Regions from separate parts of the Homo sapiens genome. Here regions 1, 2, 3, 4, 5 and 7 are each linked to region 6. Evidence: chromatin contacts called from ENCODE Hi-C or POLR2A ChIA-PET data. All regions are on one chromosome and are shown on one strand. The core of a region is the stretch at or near the end of the contact, and the rest is flanking DNA. Distances in the headings are between cores, read along the strand shown. Region 1 holds the start of FOSL1 (FOS like 1, AP-1 transcription factor subunit). Region 2 holds the start of FERMT3 (FERM domain containing kindlin 3). Region 3 has its middle 8.8 kb from the start of DRAP1. Region 4 holds the start of KAT5 (lysine acetyltransferase 5). Region 5 holds the start of CCDC88B (coiled-coil domain containing 88B). Region 6 holds the start of SYVN1 (synoviolin 1). Region 7 holds the start of EFEMP2 (EGF containing fibulin extracellular matrix protein 2).

Region 1 (2,700 bases), core at 75-2,574, 770 kb before region 6:
ATGAGCCACCACACCTGGCCCCAGCCCTCTTTCTGTAGTCGTGTGACAACTGACAGCTCAGTACTCCATCTGGGCCTCAGTTTCCTCATCTATGATGGAAGTAATCAGAGAGAAGCTTTGGGATGGTGCCCAGCACTAACATTCTGGATGTGCGACAAGGTGTCTGTGAAGGTGTAAGGGCTTTGAAAATCTTGGCTGAGCCTGGGCTTGGAGTGCCCACGGCTGTGACTTGGCAACCTGTGCCAGCTACTCACTTAGCGACTTCAAGCAATTCATTTCAGCATCTCCCAGCCTCAGTTTCCCCATCTGTAAAACAGAGATGAGGATGATACCTGCCTCACATTCACTCACCTTTGACATACTCTCCAAACAAGTCTGGTGGCCACAAGCCTCCGAAAGGCACTGACCGTAATGAAGATGGCGTTTATCAGACCTCAGGACACCTGTAGTGGCCCTGAATTAAAACTCGTTATAGCTCCTGAAATTATCCTGAGTAATACTATTATATTGCATTTTATGTGGGGTTAGTTCAAAGCATTACCTTATCGCAAACATTTAAAATATACCACCCAGCCTGGGCAATACGGCGAGACCCAATCCCTACAAAAAACACAAAAATTACCTGGGTGTGGTGACGCGCGCCTGTAGTCCCACTTACTTGGAGGGGGCGCTGAGGCAGGAGAATCCCTTTAGCTCAGGAAGTTGAGCCTGCAGTGCGCCGAGATCGAGCCACTGCACTCCAGCCTGGGTGACAGAGACCCGGTCTCAAAAATATAAAGTAAAATAAAATATGCCACCATTTTTGTAACCCTGGTTTGTCATTTATTCACTTTTCATATACTCGAAGCCTTAAAACAAGGCCAGTGGAAAGACCTCACTCCACGAAGCTTTGGGTGGCGGTTGGCGTGGCTCCTAGAGATGTGATTCTTTCGTGCTATTTTGTGGGAGCAGAAACGGAGGTTAGCCCAGGCCTCGAGAGGGCTGGGGCGGGGCGCGGGCTCTGGCAGGTGCGTCAGTCCGCAGGGGAACCCGGGGCTCCACCTGGGCGCGGCGAGGAAGTTACACCATGTATGGGCAGCTACGTCAGGGGGGCGGGCCCGCAGCCTCCGGGGAACGCCGAGCCGGGCCCATCCCGGTGAAAAGGCTGCAGCCGGACTTGGGGAGGCGTCGCCAAGTTCGGGACCGACGGGCCAAGGCGGCGCGTCTCGGGGGTGGAGCCTGGAGGTGACCGCGCCGCTGCAACGCCCCCACCCCCCGCGGTCGCAGTGGTTCAGCCCGAGAACTTTTCATTCATAAAAAGAAAAGACTCCGCACGGCGCGGGTGAGTCAGAACCCAGCAGCCGTGTACCCCGCAGAGCCGCCAGCCCCGGGCATGTTCCGAGACTTCGGGGAACCCGGCCCGAGCTCCGGGAACGGCGGCGGGTACGGCGGCCCCGCGCAGCCCCCGGCCGCAGCGCAGGCAGCCCAGCAGGTGAGTGGGGCCCGACGCCGGTGGTCCCACGGGAGGACCGCGCGTGGGAGGCCGGGGTCAACTCCCGCACGCTCCGGGACTGGAGCGGGGAACCGGAGTCGGGGCCGGGCTGGGGGCTGGGGCGAGGATCCTGCCCCTCGCCGTCCGGGGCCAGTTGCCCCCACCGCGCAGCGGGCAGCAGAGACCCGCGAACTCCCCTTCTCCCAGCCGCCCCCTTCTCCCTCGCCGTCCGCGTCCGTCCCTCCGTCTCCGTGCCCGCTTTCTCTCCTCCTGCCCACCTCTGACTTCTGCGTCCACCCTGCTTCAGAAGGGGCGTGGGCGCCTAGGGTGGTCGCCTCGAAGGCTAGGAGGGTCTCTCCGCTTCGGGCTGAATTCCTGGGATCTGGAGTCTGGGCTGGGGTGAGGGTCCCCACACGGGAGGGAGGCGGGATCCGTCGGGAGAGCAGCTGGGCCAGGGTGGGAGTCCCGGCCCGGTCTGCGACCCTCCGCGTGTCCGTCCGTCTGTCTGTCCTTCGCCCCTCCGTCGCCAAGTCCCTATCGTTTCTCGGCCTGGGGAGTCCAGGGGGGTCCGGGCAGTGGAACCTGCCAGGTCCCCGGAGACCGGCCCTCGATCCCTTTGCCGAATGCGGCGAATAGAGACCTCGAGGTTCCGGGACGTGCGCGGGGTCAGGCTGCGGGCGACTCTCGCGACCCCACTCTCAGCCCCTAACGGCGCCCGCTGCCCGCCGGGGGGCACCCGGGAGGCTGCAGGTGCCCATTTCCTGTCGAGGGGCTGCGAGCACGTGTCGACAGGGGAGGGAAGGAGGGGCGTCCGTTCCGCCGAGTCACGGCGGCCGAGTCACGGCGGCTGAGTCACCCGGGGCGTCCCTCCCTTCCTGGCCTGGAGCGGCCCGGGCCCGGGAGTGGGAGATGCCGCCGGCGGTGCCTCGGACCCGGAACTGGGGTCACTGGGACGCCGGGCCCGCAGCGCTTGGGCTCGGGCTACCGCTGTCGGGACTTGCCTGGGCTTGTGGGCGCTTCCCGGACGATTGGGCGCCCACACCCAGGGCCCAGCGGCAGAGCTAGAACCCACTTCTCCCAGAACACTGAGCCCCATCCCAACCCACTCCTCAGATAGCTGGCTGATAGAATGGGAACAGGGACGTTGTGCTGGGCGCTTGCTACATCATTTACCATATTTCACGGAATCGAAGACCTCATCGATTGAAAAAAAAACCCACTATAACTTT
Region 2 (2,700 bases), core at 71-2,570, 930 kb after region 6:
CCCCGGCAGGGAAGGAAGATGAGGAGCCCCCGTGTCACTAGCCCCGTGGTCCTCCATGACTGATACCACAGCTGCTCTGCTGTAACTTCCTGTGGGGGCAGGGCCTTCCCACCCAGGCTGGGCCTGTCACCAACCTGCTCAAAGCTTCCGCCAAGGGGAGGGAGCGTGGGGGCAGGCCCCTGGGTCACCTAGACCCCCTCAGACCTCAGCAATGTGACTTCAGCCTCGGCCCAGACAAGACCACTCCTTCTGCCCCTATTGGTGGCTGAATGGAGGATTGTGGCTGCGTCTGATCCTTAGCAGACCAGCTGCAGCAGAAGGGAGGGAGGGAAGAGGGTGGGAGGGAGAGGAAGTTGGGGAAATGTCTTTTTTGGAACCAAATGATTAAGCTAATGCCTGAGTCACCGTGACACCATTATCGGGAGCTGAGCAGCAGGGATGGCCCGGAAGTGCCCAGAGACACCCGTGGCGGCCGCCCATGGTGCCGAGTTCAGCAAGCGGGCAGCGGACACTCACTGATCTGCTCCACAATCTTCAGGAGCACCCCGCCGATGTGCGACTCCCCAGTGACCCGCAGGGTGACCGACTCGGCCTCTGGGTCCTCCTCTCCCACAAACACCCGCAGCTCCCATGACGAGTCGATGTAGTCCCCGGAGGCTGTCTTCATCCCCGCCATGGCTGCGGCTGCTGCTACAGAGAGTGTGGAAGGAGGCAAGGTGGGCAGGCCCTGGTAGGCCTCCGGGTTTGGGCAGAAGAGCTCTGTGATGCCCTGGACACACCCAGAGGAAAGCCGCTCATGAAGGAGGGCGGGAGTGAGCACCCAGGCCAGCACGCCCGTGGTACCCTCAGACTCTCTCTCCAGCGCTGGCGCTTGAGCCGCGAGGGCCCTCAGAGACCATGTAGTCCAATCCGCTCCCATCCTACAGGCGGGCAGACTGAGGCCGGGTAAGAAGGGGCTCACTCAGGACCACCGTGCTCAATGCCAGCCCACAGCTCACTCCCAGACCCTCAGGGGCAGCTGCCCACTCTGGCCATGGCTTCGTACCCAGGCCAGGAAGTAGTTCCGATCCTGGCCCACAGCTCAGATGCCAACATCACAAACCAGCCAAAGCCTCTCCGGGGAGGTGGAAAGTTCAGGCTGCCGCATGGCGAGAGGCAGGCTGGGCAGAGGCTGCAGGAGGATAAGGAAGAGAAGGGCCCAGGGTCCCAGTGAGGCCTGAGCTTACCTTTCCTGGCAAGGGCTGGGGGCTGCAGGTGGGTCTCGGGCTACACCCCTGTGGGCCGTGGGCTTCCTGCCCTCCTTTCTCTTTGGAGCTTCCTTCAGGGCAGCCCTTGCTTGTGCCTTATCACGAGCAGGGCGGGTTCAGCCCCTCCCCAGGGCGGGCTGGCGCTGGGTGCAGGAAGCACACTGCCAGCCCACAGAGGGTTCCAGGGGCCCCCCCACCTTTGTCCCCAGAGAGCACAGGAAGCTAGGGAGAGCGGGGCTTAGCGACTCAACACCATAAAAACGCCCCCTTCCTCATTTGGAGGGAAGCTCAGTGCAAACTCAACAAGTCCCCCGGCTGTGTGTGTTCAGGGCTAGGTCCACTTTTGTGGGAAGTGTCTGCCATCCTCAGCCTGTCACATGAGGTGGGGACCTTGGGCTTTGAAACATCACTGGGCTGCCGGAGGGAGAGCCCAGGAGTCGACAGAGTGTATCCAGGTTATTTGGGACTCACAGGTTAAATCGGCTCCAGCCTGGCTATCCCTATCAACCAAGGATCCCTCAAGGCCCCAGAGGGAAACAAGTCCATTTTGCAGTTTTTCCTAGCTCCGCGTAGGGCTACCTTCAAACTCATGAACTCAGACCTGCCAGGTGAACAAGTGAACAGTACTTGGCCCAGACCATCCACAACCTCCCGGGCCCTCAGGTCACCCAGCTCCAAACACGACCCCTCCACTGTGCTCCACTTGGATGAGCCTCCCCGAGTCCCCACGAGGCTCACTCCCATCAAGTCCCTGCTTAGGTGACACCTCAGGGGTCTCTGGTGGTCTATACCCTCCTGCTCATCACCTGCCCTAGGATGTGGACTTCAGTAGAGCAAGGCACGTCCGCCACCAGCTCTGCGCAGGACAGCGGCCTTTCCAGTGAACACACTGGGGTTGGAGCATGCAGGGTGGGCAAGCCTGGGGGCGGCAGAGTCCTGCCAATGGGGGAGGCTACCTGAGCATCGCCACTCAGATGGGGAAGGGGGCGGCCTGCCGGGGATTCCCAGGGGAAAAGAAAGCTGATGAAACTAACAGCAGGAAGTCCAGCCAGCTGCTAGTCTCAGCGCCTTCCTAGCCCAGAAAGCAGCACTCTTGGAGCAAATGAGGAAGTTTTACTCCTGCCCCAAAGGCCTCCCCAGTCCAGGAAGAGAGCTTTAGAAAACGCAGCTTGTTGCAACCATGGAAAAGTGTAATTAAAGCTTAGCACCCTAAGTTCTCAGGTAAGAGCCGTGCATTAAAACCATCACCCAGGCCGGGCGCGGTGGCTCACGCCTGTTAACCCCAGCACTTTGGGAAGTCCAGGCGGGTGGATCACGAGGTCAGGAGATTGAGACCATCCTGGCTAACACGGTGAAACCCCGTCTCTACTAAAAATACAAACAAACAAACAAACAAAAAATTAGCCGGGCGTGGTGGCGGGCGCCTGTAGTCCCAGCTACTCGGGAGACTGAG
Region 3 (2,700 bases), core at 107-2,606, 790 kb before region 6:
CAGGTTCTCGCAATTCTGCAGCCTCAGCCTCCTGAGTAGCTGGGATTACAGGCACCCACCACCACATCCAGCTAATTTTTGTATTTTTAGTAGAGATGGGGTTTTGCCATGTTGGCCAGGCTTGTCTTGAACTCCTGATCCCAGGTGATCTGCCTGCCTCAGCGTTCCAAAGTCCTGGGATTACAGGCGTGAGCGATTGCACCCGGCCACATGTGCTGTCTTGAGTCTCACGGCCACCCCTGACCAATGGCTGTGGGGAGGGTATCTTGACCAGCGGTCCTGGAGGTGCCACCTGGTTGGAGTGGGGTGGGCGTCAGTTCTCTAGGGATACGGATATGATTTGGGGTGGCCTGAAGGAAGAAGGGCAGGGCAGACCCATGCACAAAAACATGCCCACCACGTACCTACCACGTGCCAGGCCCTGTGAGACATCCTGGAGACACAGACGTGAATCCGACAGGCCCTGTGTCCCCAAGAGGGGCGCTTTCCAGAAGTGGAGGTGAAACCTGCAAGCACAGTTATCCCAGCCAGAGCATGGGAAGAAACTTGGAGAGGGGACAGGTGAAGGACTTGGGGAGTTCAAAGGATGAGGAGGGACTCTAGGTTCTGGCCTTGAGGAAGTAAGGTGAACTGAAATTGCCCTTTTTCTACAAACAGCTAAGAAACTGGACAAAGCACAGGAAACAAGTGTTTTCAGATATTAGACAAAGGGCAGCTCAGGGCTGTGATCCCTGAAAAACGGAAGATAAAGGGGAGGAGCCCTGACATTGCATAGGTGATTTTCCTACCACTGCACTGGGAGGGCAACCGTTGTTCTCACCGAGTTAAGAAGACGAGACCAGAGTTTGGGAAGGCTCATCTTCAGGGCTTCTGATCTAACTGAAGACAGGCCCAGATATGGGTATTTTAAAGTTCCCCAGGGTCGGCCGGGCACAGTGGCTCAGGCCTGTAATCCCAGCACTTTGGGAGGCCGAGGCGGGTGGATCACTTAAGGTCAGGAGTTTGAGACCAGCCTGGTCAACATGGTGAGAACTTGTCTCTACTAAAAATACAAAAAATTGCCAGGCGTGGTGGCGAGTAGCCTCCCCAGCTACTGGGGAGACTGAGGCAGAAAGGAGAATCACTTGAACCTGGGAGGCAGAGGTTGCAGTGAGCCAAGATCGCGCCACTTCACTCCAGTCTGGGAGACAGAATGAGACCCTGTCTCAAAAAAAAAAAAAAGAAAAAAAGAAAAAAAAGCTCCCCAGGGTTCTAAGATGTAGCCAGGGTTGAGAACCACTAGGCTAATCTGCAACTCCAGACAAAGGCGGAAGGGGGGCAGGGAACCCACAAAACAGAAACCAAACTCTAAGAAAACGGGTAAGAGGAAAGTGAAACCGACTCTGGGCACCAGGCTGGAATGGAAGAGCATCTGTGGCTAAAAACAGGGCAGCCGCACCCCCCTGGAGGAACCAGGGCCCTGCCCACCCACTTGCTTGCTGCGGCTTCAACACGCTGGCCTCCTCGGGGTCCCCTCTCCCCACTACCCCTGGAGAGGCGTGAATGTACCTATTTGTTTACCATCAGTCTGCTGCCCCTTCCCCCAACTGGACTGAGCTAGGGAGCAGAGGCTCTGTGTGTTTTCTCTGAGTTCACCTTCCCCAAGCCCAGAGCAGGGCCCGGCACAGAGTAGGTACTCAGCAAATATTTCTTGAGTGACTGAATGAAGACAATGTATGATCCCATGAATCCTGCAGGGCCATGCTTTACCCTGCCCTATGTGATGCTGTCCCCTGAGGTTGGGCCCATTCTGACAATGTCTTTTCTGTTTTTTCAACACAGGGTGCATAGAATCAAGCAGACATGCGCCTTAGTTTGGGGCACTCCATGCAGCCATAGGGCCCTGAAAAGCTTCCCTTTTCTTTTCTTTTTTGTTTGTTTGTTTGTTTGTTTGAGATGGAGTTTCGTTCCTGTTGCCCAGGTTGGAGTCCCATGGCACGATCTTGGCTCACCGCAACCTCCGCCTCCCGGGTTCAAGCAATTCTCCTGCCTCAGCCTCCCGAGTAGCTGGGATTACAGGCATGCGCCACCATGTCCGGCTAATTTTGTATTTTTAGTAGAGATGGGGTGTCTCCATGATGGTCAGGCTGGTCTGGAACTCCCAACCTCAGGTGATCCGCCCACCTTGGCTGCCCAAAGTGCTGGGATTACAGGCTTGAGCCACCACACCCAGCCTAAAGCTTCCCCTTTCAATGGACTCTCCCCTTCCCTGCATCCCAGTCCTACTCCTGCTGCTTTGAGCCACGACATCCCCTTGTCTGTTTAGTACATGCCCTTCCAATCTGCTTTCCAGGATCTTATTTCCATAAATGTCCATAACAGCAGGCACCATTTATTGGGTGCTTACTGTATGCCAGGCACTGTGCTGAGCGACTTACATATCATATCTCATGAAACCATCACATGTCCCTGAAGGAGGTGCTATTATGATCCCCGTTTTACAGATTAGAAAATAGAGATAGGCTGGGCAAGGTGGCTCACGCCTGTAATCCCAGCACTTTGGGGGGCCGAGGCGGGCGGATCACCTGAAGTCAGGAGTTTGAAACCAGCCTGACCAACATGAAGAAACCCTGTCTCTACTAAAAACAATACAAAATTAGCCGGGTGTGGTGGCGTATGCCTGTAATCCCAGCTACTCGGGAGGCTGAAGCAGGAGAATCG
Region 4 (2,700 bases), core at 2-2,501, 580 kb before region 6:
GTTGAGCGGTGGTTGGGCTGCAGGCAGGAGCTGGAGGAGAGCGGCTGGTCAGGCTCGCCACCGGGAATGGCCTCCCGCTCCTTGGGCAGGTTGAAGCGGAGTGTGATCTGGACCGGGATTGGCAAGGTCTTCCCGCTGGCCTGCGCCGAGGCCGGCTGTAGAGATAGGTCCAGGGTCTTCCTTTGGGGCGGGGATGGCAGTGGGATGGGGAAGGGGAAGAGGGGTCCCTCACCTCAAAATTATCAAACCCCACCCTCGCCTTCTGAAGGACACAGGACTAGCTACTGGACTCTGGGAGCTACATGTGCAATTTGGCCCCCATCCTTTGCAAGATGAAGTCAGGGTGAGAGGGAGCCGCCTCCTGCCCATCCAGGAGCTCCTAATGCCAACAGACAAGAGAAATAGGAGGCAGGAGAGAAAAGGTGAAGTGGGGGACCTACTCACCACCTCTCTCTCTGGAGAGCCAGGACGGGACCCAGGAAGTCCGTTCTTAGTGGGGGTCTTGGCCTCTTTCTTGGGGAACTGGATCTTCTTTAGGTCCAGCCGCTCATGCGTCACCCATTCATCCAGACGTTTGTTGACTGTAGCAGTGGGGATGGCTCAGGACAGAATGCCAAAGACTGTCCCCCAACCCTACCCTGATGCCCCACCTCAGGCCCAGAACTCACAGTCAATGTAATGGACGTAGAAAAGCTTCCGGCCACTGATGTCCTTCACGCTCAGGATCTCGGCCAGGGCTATGAGAATAGCATAGACAGGGGCCTTAGACAGGCCAGGCTATGAGACTCCACCCTTCCACGACCTGAACTCCACCCCCAGGCCGGATCCCTAAGCTCCAGCACTTAGGTCTCTCCTAAGCCTCCTTCAGTCACAAGTGCCACCCCTTTCCAGGCCCCGCCCTGTACCTCTCGGAGCAGCTAAGAGCCACGCCCCTTCATCAAAGTATCTGCGCCTCGCCCGCCCCATAATTCCAGACGCCCCTCCCCATCCCGGGATTTCAGTTGACTCCCGCCCCTCGCCCTCAGGTTCCTTAGTCCCGCCCCCCAACGTCACTCACGCCACTCATCTTCGTTGTCCTGGTTCCGCCGCAGCACGGGTAGGCGGCAGCCCTCGATTATCTCCCCCTGGGGAGACAGCGCGACGCCAGGGTCGGCTACTGGGGGGCCTCGGGCTCTACCCACCTCCCCTGGCTCCCTCCGCCCCGCCCCGGGCACCGGACTCACCACCTCCGCCATCTTCCCTCCCTCCACTGCCACTTCCGGCCCCTCTGGGAGACGTCACTTCCGGGACCGAGCGCCCTGTGGGCCCGGGCCTCACGAAGCCCCTGTAGAGGGGGACCTTTGAGAGACACCGCGACCCAGCTGCGAGGGGCAAGACTGCCCCTGTGACTCGGGGGAAAACGGAGTGTTACAAGCCTCAGGCCGAGCCCTAGGTGGAAACCCCATAACGTGCACAGCCAGTGGCGGTCTACTGAGTCCGTCACGTGACGCCCACCGGGTGCGAAGCTGGTCACGTGTATGCGGAGCGGGTCACGTGGCAATACCGTTTTTGGCTTTGTCGGAGGGAAGTCCTCGGGCGTCTCCTTGTGGCGGCGGGAGGTGTTGCCGGGAGTCAACTGGGCGCGAGAGGCTGGAGAAAGGAAGTGGCCTTAGAAGGGTTCGAACGCTCCCCCAAGTCTGTGGACTTCATTCCGTAGGCAAGAGGACTCAGGGAAGATTCCTAGCTTTATTTTGTATATTAGGCTTTTTTAATTTGTATATATTTATTTTTGAGACGGAGTCTCGCTCTGTCGCCAGGCTGGAGTGCAGTGGCGCGATCTCAGCTCCCTGTAACCCCCGCCTCCCGGGTTCAAGCGATTCTCCTGCCTCAGCCTCCCGAGTACCCAACTAATTTTTGTATTTTTAGTACGGGCGGGGTTTCACCATGTTGGCCAGGATGGTCTAGAGCTCTTGACCTCGTGATCCGCCCGCCTCGGCCTCACAAAGTACTGGGATTACAGGCGTGAGCCACCGCCCTCAGCCATATTAGGCTTTTTTTTTTTTTTTTTTTTTTTTTGAGACAAGGTCTGGCTCTCTCGCCCGGGCTGGAGTGCAGCCAGCGAGGCACAATCTCCGCTCACTGCAGCCTCCCCCTCCCGGGATCAAGTGATCCACCTCAGGCTCTCTAGTAGCTGGGACTACAGGCGCGCACCACCAAGCCTGGCTAGTTTTTTAAAATTTTTGTGTAAACAGGGTTTGGAGACTGGGCATGGTGGCTCACACCTGTAATCCCAGCTGCCTCCAGTCTAATCATGAGAAAAACATCAGACAAATCCCAATTGAGAAACATTTTACAAAATACCCCATGAATACTCCTCAAAACTGTGAAGGTGTCACCGGTGGAGGGTGTACAGGTTCTTGGCATCTAAAATAATGGGACAAAACGGCTGGGCGCGGTGGCTCACGCCTATAATCCCAGCACTTTGGGAGGCCGAGGCGGGCGGATCACGAGGTCAGGAGATTGAGACCATCCTGGCCAACACGGTGAAACCCTGTCTCTACTAAAAATAAATACAAAAAATTAGCTGGGCGTGGTGGCAGGCGCCTGTAGTCCCAGCTACTCGGGAGGCAGAGGCAGGAGAGTGGCGTGAACCCGGGAGGCAGAGCTTGCAGTGAGCCGAGATTGCGCCACTGCACTCCAGACAGAGCAAGACTCTGTCTC
Region 5 (2,700 bases), core at 145-2,644, 790 kb after region 6:
TGGGGCGCAGGAAGAGCAGTTCAGTGGAAGCCGCGGTGTGGCAAGGGCGTCCCAGGTGCCATACCAGTCTGGGCTGCCGAACCGTCTCAGTACCTCCTGGATGGCAGCGGCCAGCTCGCTCTGGACCTCGAGACTGAGGCCCTGGATGTGGCGGATGAAGAGTTCCCGGTGCTCACACTGAGGGGAGACAGGAAGGGGAGCTGGTGCAGGATCTCCCTCCTCTACCGCCAAAGCTCGACCCTAACCTTTCCTTCCCACCGCCGGCTCACCTGTACTGACGCTCCCAACAGTAGCCGAAGAACGCCTTCCAGCTGCTCCACCGCTTCTTCTGCAAGGCACATGCCACAAGGGGTTAACTGGGGCGGGGAAGGTAGAGTAGTGCGGGGGCAGAGGCAGGAGGGTGTGGGTGGGGAGAGCACCTGAGAGAGGGTCAAATCCCAATGTCTGGAGGTCTGGGGGTGGCGACAGGATCAGCAGCTGCAGCTCCTCCTGGAGGCAGAGAGGCAGACTATATGAGGCGCCTTCCCGAAGGGGCTCCTCTTCCCCTCCTGTCTCCGCCTTTCCCTCGAGACCCCTTACCTGGTAGAAGTCCCTCAGTCGGCCCCACAGGTGGTTCAGGTTCCACACTCGCCAGGCAGCAGGTCCGTCAAGGCCTCTGAGCATCCGAGGTCCCCCTCGGGAGCTGGGGGCACTATGAGCCGGAGGTGGGCTCGAGGACCCGCCTCCCGTCAACAGGCCTCGCCCACCGTCCCTCAGGCCCCGCCCACTGAGCATCAGGCTCCGCCCACCCGCTTCCCCTCCTCTCAGATCCTTCCCCGCCACCGCCCCGGCCCGATGCCCCTTACATGATGCCCAGCACCCGGAGGAGCAGGGCCCCATCGCTGAGGCGCAGGAATCTCTTCTCCAACCAAAGGGGCGGCTCTTCCTCCTCTTCCTCTTCTTCCCCCTCCGAGTCCTCCGCCTCCCCGACCAGCCCGGCCAGTCCCAGCGCCTGTGAGGAGCCCAGAGGGGTCAGCCGACCAGCAGAGTGAACCCTGAGCCCCTCCGACCTGCCCCAGTGAGCCCAAGCACCCCTTCTCACCCGTCCTCTGAGTGCCTCTGTCCCCTCTTCCCTCACCACAGCCCCCCACACCATATCTCCATCCCCCACATTTGAACCCAGCCCTCCCCTCCGGCCTGGTTCTGCCTCACCCTCCCCCGGCCAGCGCCAACACCAGCCCCTGGCTGGGGCTCACTTCCCCTCCCCAACCCGCTGCCACCTGCCCCCTCACCCAGGTAGCCAGACTCCCACTCAGGAAGTCTCTGAGCCTGGGCCCCTTGCCCCCCTCCATGCCCGGGTCGGGGTGCCCGTCTCACTGTGGCAGCTGCACCTGCCCTGAGAGGAAGAGGAAGTCCCCGAGTGGGGGATCCCGGGGCCAGCCACAGACACCCTGTGCAGCTTCCTCCTTCCGGGTGCAGGCGGGCCTGGGCAGTCTGAGTCCTACCTCAGCCCCCACCTCACCTCCCTGCATCCTCCTAGCATCTCTGCAGGGCTAGCCCAGAGGTTGGCGGCGGAAGGCCCACAGCTCCCCTGGCTCCATGGGCAATGACCGAACAGCCCTTCACCTCTCTGGGCCTTGTTTTCTCAAACTGAAACTGGAGAGGATGACCCCAGCCTGGGACCTTCGAGGGCCTCAAAAGGGCTCTGGGCCTTGCGTGGTGAGTTTGGTCACCCACACACCCATCTTCCCAAATGCCAGGCTTCACTCACTACAGCGTTCTTTCTTTTCCCTTCAGTATTTCTCAAAGTTACCCAAACCACATCCCCTGGGAAGCCTGGTTCAGATGCTCCTCCAAGAAGCCTCCCTTGAACCCCAGATAGAAGGGAGCATCATTCCTGTGACCTCACCCCACCCCATCCTCTATACACTCGAGACTGTTGTAGCCATACTAGGTGCTATGAAGGGGAGGGGATTTGACCTCGGCAGGATGATCAGGGAAGGCATCCTGGAGTACGCATGAGATCAGGGATGGCTGGGTTAACAGGGCAAAGTGGAAAGGAAGGGAGGGTATTCCAGGCAGCAGGAACAGAATGTGCAACTGCTCTGAGGCAGCTGGAAGCATGGTCAGCAAAAAGATTGGAAATTATGCATGTTTTATCTATTCCAAGATGCTTAATGTTCACGTTTCACTTTTTGTTTTGTTTTGTTTTTAAGAGACAGAGTCTGAATCTGTGACCTAGTCTGGAGTGCAGTTGCAAGATCACAACTCGCTGCAACTTCAACCTCCTGGGCTTAAGCAATTCTCCTACTTCAGCCTTCTGAGTAACTGGGACTACGGGTGTGTGCCACCACACCTGGCTAATTATTTTGCTTGTTTTTTGTACAGACAGAGTCTTGCTGTGTTGCCCGGGCTGGTCTCGAACTCCTGGGCTCAAGTGATCCTCCCGCCTTGGCCTCCTGAAGGGCTGAGATGACGGCATGAGCTGCCTCACGCAGCCCCCATTCTACACCTCTGAAGTGAGTTTACATGGTACAGTTGCTGTCTGGCTAGCTGCCGTCCCAACATCACTGTCAGGACCCACACCTGAAAAGCACCAGCATCAAATCCTTCAGAAGAGTGTCAGCAGCTTGGAAGAAATCCTAGAGGCAAGCAGAACCCTTTTTAGCCCTGGGACTCAAATGGTGGGAAACCCCAGGGGAAGGGAACCAGGCTTGTCAG
Region 6 (2,700 bases), core at 140-2,639:
CCTGATGGCGCCAATGCACTCCAGCCTGGGCGACAGAGCAAGACCCTGTCGCAAAAATTAATAAATAAATAAATAAAAAGAAAAGGGGGAAAAAAAGTTATACGTGGCCTTACGGGGAAGCCAACTCTGACTGGTTATAAGCTGAAACTGTCAAGTCAACAGGTGGCAGGGAAGATGGCTGAGACCAACAGCACAGAGATTTAGAGGCAGACAGACCTGGCGCCAATCCTAGGACAGGTTTTGGTAAGCCTTTGAATTTCAATTGCCCCACGTTTCGGGGGAGGGGGTAGCACCCCCTAGCTCATAAACCTTAGTGATTGATGATTAAATGAGATGACGGAGGAAAACGCAAGGCACAAAGTGGATGCATTAGCTCCATTTTGTTAATCAGCAGGCTTAGTTGGCTGCGACCCAGACACGAACTAAAATACAGTGCAGCCCAGGACCAGTGGGGGTCTTGCTTATGGCTCAGAGCTGAACAACACATGGGCAGCAAAATCAGACACTGAGATGCGGGCAGGCCTGCGACGCTGAAGTCAATTCCTTTGAACAAACAGAACACTTCCGTCCCAAGATTAGCAGGAATTAATCTCCCAGTCTCGGGTACACCTGGTTGTCCCTCCCTGTCCTGGCGCGGCAAACGTTCCCGGAGGCCAGCCAGGGATCACTCGCCCAAGGACTGAGCTTTCCCTACTCTCAGCCAACTGGAGCGGGACCAGGGCCTAGGCAACGCAGCTGTCCGCCCCTAACAACCACTCACCTGCTTTCCCCTTTCTATAGGCCAGCAAAGGTACATTCTTTTTCTTATTGGGCCGCGTAACTTATCGCAACCAATCAGTGGCAGCCACGGGACCCAACTCACTCCCACACAACTTGTGGGGGTGATCATGGAGAAGACAAATTTTTGTTTTCCGCATCCAGTTCTCTCAGAGAGCACCGTATTTGTCAAACTGTTGTGACTCTCCCTAAATGTTTAAGAAAACATTTCATTCCCCTCAGGCTTGTATAGTCTGTCCCTGGCCTACTCCCCGCTCCAGGTGGTACAGCCCGCAAGCGGCTCCCCTTCCCAGCTGCTCGCGGGGCCGAGTCCCCCAGTCCGAGGAGGCCACTCAGCGCAGGAGCCATACCATCTGTGACTAATAAATAATAGGGGGACCTCCGACTCCCCCCTGTTGCCTTATTACCTTCCGACCACCTCTCGGACCTCTTGCCCAGCCCTTCCCCGTAGACATCACCCCAGATACGGTGGTGACACCATTGCTATGGGCCCACGTAGGGCGCAGTGCGAGCCAGGGCAGGACGCACTTGGTACGACCCACGCCGCGCCCCGCGCCGCCGGAAGTGAGGTGTCTGACCCCCGAAGTTCCGGTTCGCAGGGGGTGGGGAGTGTTGTTAACCGGAGGGGCAGCCGCAGTCGCGCGGATTGAGCGGGCTCGCGGCGCTGGGTTCCTGGTGAGTGGGGCGAAGTCTGGCCCGAGTTGTGGTTGGGGTCGGGACCCGAACCTTCCCCTTGAGGTCTCCGGAGTCGGCACGCCCCTCAGCCCCGCCGCACGCTTTCGGCCTGTCAGCTGGCCGGAGACCTCAGACGCCGGTGCGGCCGCTTTGCTCAAGCCTGGGCCCTGCCTGCGACGCCCGCAACTCCTGGTGCTCACAGGTGCGCGGCCGCGAGGGCGACCCGGCTCCTCCCGTCCCGCTGCTGCTCTCTCCCGTCCCGCTGTTTTTGTGGTGCTCTGAGTTGACACTACTCCGGGGGTCGGGGGACCCCAGGATTCCAGGCTGACGTTCCCCGCCCGCTCCCGCAGGGCGGGCGTCCGAACTGCCCACCCTAACACAGCTGTCACCGGCGCTGTCGCCTGCCCAGCCTGCTATCCTCTGTGCCTTGGCTGCTCTCAGCCCTGGCTGCGCATTCCCGCCCCTGGAGCAGATTTCTGCTGTTGCCTCCCACCCCATCTTCTCCACCGGAGGGTCAGCGGTGCAGCTCCCCCTCCTCCAACATTGCAGCTTTTCCTCATCACCTCCCTAGAGGAGGCGGCTTGGCAGGCAGCGTGGAAAGAGCCCTAGATTTGAAGCAAGACTGACCCAGGTTCCAGGCCTTGCGTCAGTGTGATCACTTAACCCCTTCGAGTCTAATTTGTAAAATGGGGTAGCGTAAGCTATTCTTTGTCTGATGATTTCGAGGGCGAAATGTGATTTCCCCCCCACTTTCTCCTATGAATTGAGGCTGTGCCAGGCACCGGGCTATTTTGCACAGCACGAGCATCACATAAGTTATTTTCTTGCCCCATGCAGGTCTCCGGGCCAGGGCAATGTTCCGCACGGCAGTGATGATGGCGGCCAGCCTGGCGCTGACCGGGGCTGTGGTGGCTCACGCCTACTACCTCAAACACCAGTTCTACCCCACTGTGGTGTACCTGACCAAGTCCAGCCCCAGCATGGCAGTGAGTTCAGGGCTCAGGGAGGGAGGAACTCCCTGGGAGGGAAGGAGGAGTCTGCCTGGGCAAGGGGCGGGGCTAGAGGTCAGGTAAGTAGGGAAGTAGCCGCCAGCTGCCTAACTTTGAATAAACTGTGATGAGGATGTGGAGGATCCTGCATGATGAGTCCCAAGGAGAGGAAAGCAGAAAGTGACCTCAAACCACAGCCTCTCCCCACTCCTAGGTCCTGTACATCCAGGCCTTTGTCCTTGTCTTCCTTCTGGGCAAG
Region 7 (2,700 bases), core at 50-2,549, 740 kb before region 6:
TTTTATATTTTTAGTAGAGACGGGGTTTCACCATGTTGTCCAGACTGGTCTCGAACTCCTGACCTCAGGTGATCCACCTGCCTCGGCCTCTCAAAGTGCTGGGATTACAGGCTTGAGCCACCGCGTCCGGCCCCTAAAGAGCTATTATTTAACCTTCTGCCCCAGCAGCTGGGAGGGATGGTGGTGGCAGAGTGGCGAGGAGCGGGCACTGCGCAGTTCACCTGAGCCCCAGGCGCTCGCCGCGGGACCCACCAGCACGTCCCCTCCTCGGCAGACTCCCTCCCCGGGGTCACGTGGAGGGCGACTGCGGGGATAAGCAGGGATGGCAAGGGGAAAGGAAGGGCGGGCCCCAGGCGGGGGATCCCCGGACACGCAGTGCTTTCCCGCCTGGCCCCGCCCAAAGACGTGGGCAAACAGAGGCCACGCCCTTCCTGGGAGCCAGCCCCGCCCATACTCCGCCCCAAGGACACGCCCCCACTTCGGGCGGAGGCGGAAACCGGGCGGGGGACGCTGGTGCGAGGAGGTCGAGGAGGCGCCTTGGCACCCGACTCTGGCATCCCGCACGTCCGACATCAGCCCTGCCCTCCTTCTCAGGGGCTTCCATTCATTTTGTGCCAAAAGGGAACTGCCGCCCTCGCCCCCAAACTTGTAGCTTTGTGGATGGAGGGTGTGGGGGAGGCCGTGTGTAGTGAAAGGACCACCCGGCTGAAGACGGTCCTGGGGGTGGAGGGCAGGAGGGAGCGAGAAGGACAGTTCTGCTCCTGGGAGCCTCTCGTTCCTGGGCGAGGGTCTGGGGACCCTGGATGAAGTTTTAGGATCTTTTACAATGACGGTCTGGGGCAGAGAATAAAATTTTGCAGGGAGCAGATTGAGGGTCTGGAGGACTGGGTTAGGTGGGCTCTAGGTACCCAGGACGATCTCGGGAGGCGCACAATGAGAATCTGGGGGCTCCAGGATTACGGTGTGGGTGCACAGGATGAAATTCTGGGGGCGCAGATTAGGTAGGACCTAGGTGAGCAGGATGACATTTTTGGTGAGCGTCTGGGGGCCCCCGGGTGAGTCTGGGGGCCTGGCATCAAGGTCGGGGCCCCAGGATCGAGCACTGGGGGACCCTGGTCCGGCGCCGGGAGGCGGCTCCTGGCGGCGCCGCGGGGGACCGGGTAGGGGCCTGTGGCTGGCCGGGGGCGGAGAAGCGGGGGGTCGGGGTCCCTCCCCCTGGCGCTGGCTCAGGAATCCGCCGAAGGGCGGGCGGAGGCGCCGGGGTGGGCCGCGCCGCGGCAGGCGGGCGGGCGGGGGGCGCTTCCTGGGGCCGCGCGTCCAGGGAGCTGTGCCGTCCGCCCGTCCGTCTGCCCGCAGGCATTGCCCGAGCCAGCCGAGCCGCCAGAGCCGCGGGCCGCGGGGGTGTCGCGGGCCCAAGTGAGTGGCTGTGACCGTCCGTGGGGGAGGGCGTGGGCCGGAGTCTCGGCCGAGTCCGCGGCAGCGTAGCGCCCACAGAGGCCCGCGCTCCTCGGCCTTCGCCGCAGGGGCGCGGGGCGGGGGCGGGGTGGCCGGGGCGGGTGGGCCTGGGACCCGGGCCTGGGACCTGGGCCTGTGAGGAGTCGGCCCCCAGCCCTGGGAGGCCCCGAGGCCCAAGCACGGTCCTGAGCGGGCAGTGGCGGGGGCTGGGCTCGGGCTCCCGGTACAGGGAGTTGAGGTGCCGCGGGCAGAGGCCCCTGACCCGTGTCCACCATCTCGCAGCCCCAGGATGCTCCCCTGCGCCTCCTGCCTACCCGGGTCTCTACTGCTCTGGGCGCTGCTACTGTTGCTCTTGGGATCAGCTTCTCCTCAGGATTCTGAAGAGCCCGACAGCTACACGGTGGGGACAGTGAGGGCCGCTGGCCTGGGACAGGAAGGGTAGGGAGGAAGAGACCGGGACCCAGGGTGACTGCTGCCGGGGAAGTCTTCCTCCCCTGGCTGGTGGAGAGCTGGGGGCCATTGTTTGGAGCAGGCCGGAGGGTGGCCAGGCTCAGGCCCTAGTCTTGGCCTGGCCAGTTGGAGGAGATCTTAGGGTGACCACTGGCCACTTCTGGTTCCCTTCCAGGAATGCACAGATGGCTATGAGTGGGACCCAGACAGCCAGCACTGCCGGGGTGTGTGTGCCTGGGGGACCAAACACCCCCAGGAACCCGGAAAGGGATTGATAGCTGCTTTCCAAGGGACAGCCCCACCTCCAAGAACTGCCGTGGGAGCCCAGCAGCCCGTTCTATGCCCAGCTCTGCTACACAGAGGCCAGCTCTGGCTCTCTGGAGGCCAGTTGAGCTAGGGGTGGCCTCATCCTCTCCCAGAAACCCAGGAAACCTTGTCCCTACCCCTCAGAGGAGCTGGATCCTGTACGCCTTCTCTGAACCACTCTCCTGTCCCAGCTCTTTGTCTCATCACAACCTGGGAGGGTAGCGTCCCCAGGGGTGGGTAAGGAGGCCCCCCATCTTGGGCTGAGCTAGGGCTAGGGCCGTGGGGAGGGATAGAGACCCACTTGCAGGCCGAGAATGAGGGCAACAGTGGGAACAGCTGCCCCATCTCCAGCCTTGGCCAACCCTGGGGAGGGGTCCTGAGCAGGCAGACTTAGCTTGTTGAGCAGAGTGGGAAGGCTTTGCTGGGGCCACACATCTCAGAGAAGGCCGAGCTGGGTTCCTGCCTCCGCTCCCTCCAGGGCCAGCCCAG

What was found. Hi-C counts contacts between places; a loop is a spot of excess contacts on that map. ChIA-PET counts read pairs that join two places held with the same protein, here RNA polymerase II (POLR2A). Pooled maps may share reads with other maps.
Region 1: a loop to region 6 is called in a pooled map, with 7 times the contacts of the local background. The contact joins the promoter of FOSL1 here to the promoter of SYVN1 in region 6. A Hi-C loop is called at or near these places in 1 of 168 maps with a recorded cell type or tissue (gastrocnemius medialis) and 7 of 50 pooled maps. POLR2A ChIA-PET finds 5 or more read pairs at or near these places in 2 of 52 experiments (CD4-positive, alpha-beta T cell and common myeloid progenitor, CD34-positive).
Region 2: a loop to region 6 is called in a pooled map, with 2.7 times the contacts of the local background. The contact joins the promoter of FERMT3 here to the promoter of SYVN1 in region 6. A Hi-C loop is called at or near these places in 1 of 50 pooled maps. POLR2A ChIA-PET finds 5 or more read pairs at or near these places in 4 of 52 experiments (CD8-positive, alpha-beta memory T cell, PC-9, activated CD4-positive, alpha-beta T cell and 1 more).
Region 3: a pooled map shows a loop between it and region 6 (2.8-fold over the local background). The contact joins the enhancer-like site here to the promoter of SYVN1 in region 6. A Hi-C loop is called at or near these places in 1 of 168 maps with a recorded cell type or tissue (gastrocnemius medialis) and 7 of 50 pooled maps. POLR2A ChIA-PET finds 5 or more read pairs at or near these places in 1 of 52 experiments (GM12878).
Region 4: a loop to region 6 is called in a pooled map, with 4 times the contacts of the local background. The contact joins the promoter of KAT5 here to the promoter of SYVN1 in region 6. A Hi-C loop is called at or near these places in 7 of 50 pooled maps. POLR2A ChIA-PET finds 5 or more read pairs at or near these places in 4 of 52 experiments (CD4-positive, alpha-beta memory T cell, GM10248, PC-9 and 1 more).
Region 5: a loop to region 6 is called in a pooled map, with 4 times the contacts of the local background. The contact joins the promoter of CCDC88B here to the promoter of SYVN1 in region 6. A Hi-C loop is called at or near these places in 4 of 50 pooled maps. POLR2A ChIA-PET finds 5 or more read pairs at or near these places in 2 of 52 experiments (MCF 10A and Panc1).
Region 7: a loop to region 6 is called in a pooled map, with 6 times the contacts of the local background. The contact joins the promoter of EFEMP2 here to the promoter of SYVN1 in region 6. A Hi-C loop is called at or near these places in 4 of 50 pooled maps. POLR2A ChIA-PET finds 5 or more read pairs at or near these places in 4 of 52 experiments (MCF 10A, activated B cell, activated CD4-positive, alpha-beta T cell and 1 more).

Annotation. Positions count from the first base shown.
Region 1 is chr11:65,899,012-65,901,711 of GRCh38, reverse strand. FOSL1 (FOS like 1, AP-1 transcription factor subunit) reads left to right here and starts at 1,324. Exons shown (of 4, transcript NM_005438.5): 1 at 1,324-1,471. The coding sequence starts at 1,373. RefSeq lists silencers at 933-1,532, 2,141-2,260, 2,226-2,453.
Region 2 is chr11:64,205,341-64,208,040 of GRCh38, reverse strand. It overlaps FERMT3 (FERM domain containing kindlin 3), which reads right to left and starts at 1,320. Exons shown (of 15, transcript NM_031471.6): 1 at 1,227-1,320; 2 at 517-690. The coding sequence starts at 676. RefSeq lists enhancers at 672-751, 1,072-1,151, 1,586-2,148, 2,052-2,311, 2,149-2,700.
Region 3 is chr11:65,926,912-65,929,611 of GRCh38, reverse strand. No RefSeq gene overlaps it. Among named protein-coding and RNA genes, the nearest start is that of DRAP1, 8.8 kb to the right of the region's middle. RefSeq lists enhancers at 1,200-1,494, 1,209-1,638 and a cis regulatory region at 1,175-1,740. Within about 2 kb of position 1,356, at least 11 of the 41 ENCODE cell types and tissues checked have a DNase peak (open chromatin) inside an H3K27ac peak, as active enhancers do; they include GM12878, where a contact is called at or near this core.
Region 4 is chr11:65,710,803-65,713,502 of GRCh38, reverse strand. KAT5 (lysine acetyltransferase 5) reads right to left here and starts at 1,251. Exons shown (of 13, transcript NM_182710.3): 1 at 1,058-1,251; 2 at 669-737; 3 at 445-581; 4 at 1-155. The coding sequence starts at 1,235. RefSeq lists silencers at 926-1,005, 1,016-1,205 and enhancers at 1,236-1,545, 1,576-1,695.
Region 5 is chr11:64,338,898-64,341,597 of GRCh38, reverse strand. It overlaps CCDC88B (coiled-coil domain containing 88B), which reads right to left and starts at 1,394. Exons shown (of 27, transcript NM_032251.6): 1 at 1,272-1,394; 2 at 846-991; 3 at 580-691; 4 at 420-489; 5 at 270-328; 6 at 94-177. The coding sequence starts at 1,331. It overlaps LOC102723878 (a long non-coding RNA gene), which reads left to right and starts at 806. Exons shown (of 4, transcript NR_188518.1): 1 at 806-1,057; 2 at 1,520-1,698. RefSeq lists silencers at 706-755, 776-855.
Region 6 is chr11:65,133,208-65,135,907 of GRCh38, reverse strand. It overlaps SYVN1 (synoviolin 1), which reads left to right and starts at 1,389. Exons shown (of 16, transcript NM_172230.3): 1 at 1,389-1,452; 2 at 2,290-2,438; 3 at 2,656-2,700. The coding sequence starts at 2,307. RefSeq lists silencers at 710-893, 2,610-2,700 and enhancers at 879-1,388, 747-1,650, 1,939-2,008.
Region 7 is chr11:65,871,399-65,874,098 of GRCh38, reverse strand. It overlaps EFEMP2 (EGF containing fibulin extracellular matrix protein 2), which reads left to right and starts at 1,299. Exons shown (of 11, transcript NM_016938.5): 1 at 1,299-1,416; 2 at 1,738-1,855; 3 at 2,081-2,129. The coding sequence starts at 1,745. RefSeq lists a silencer at 237-296.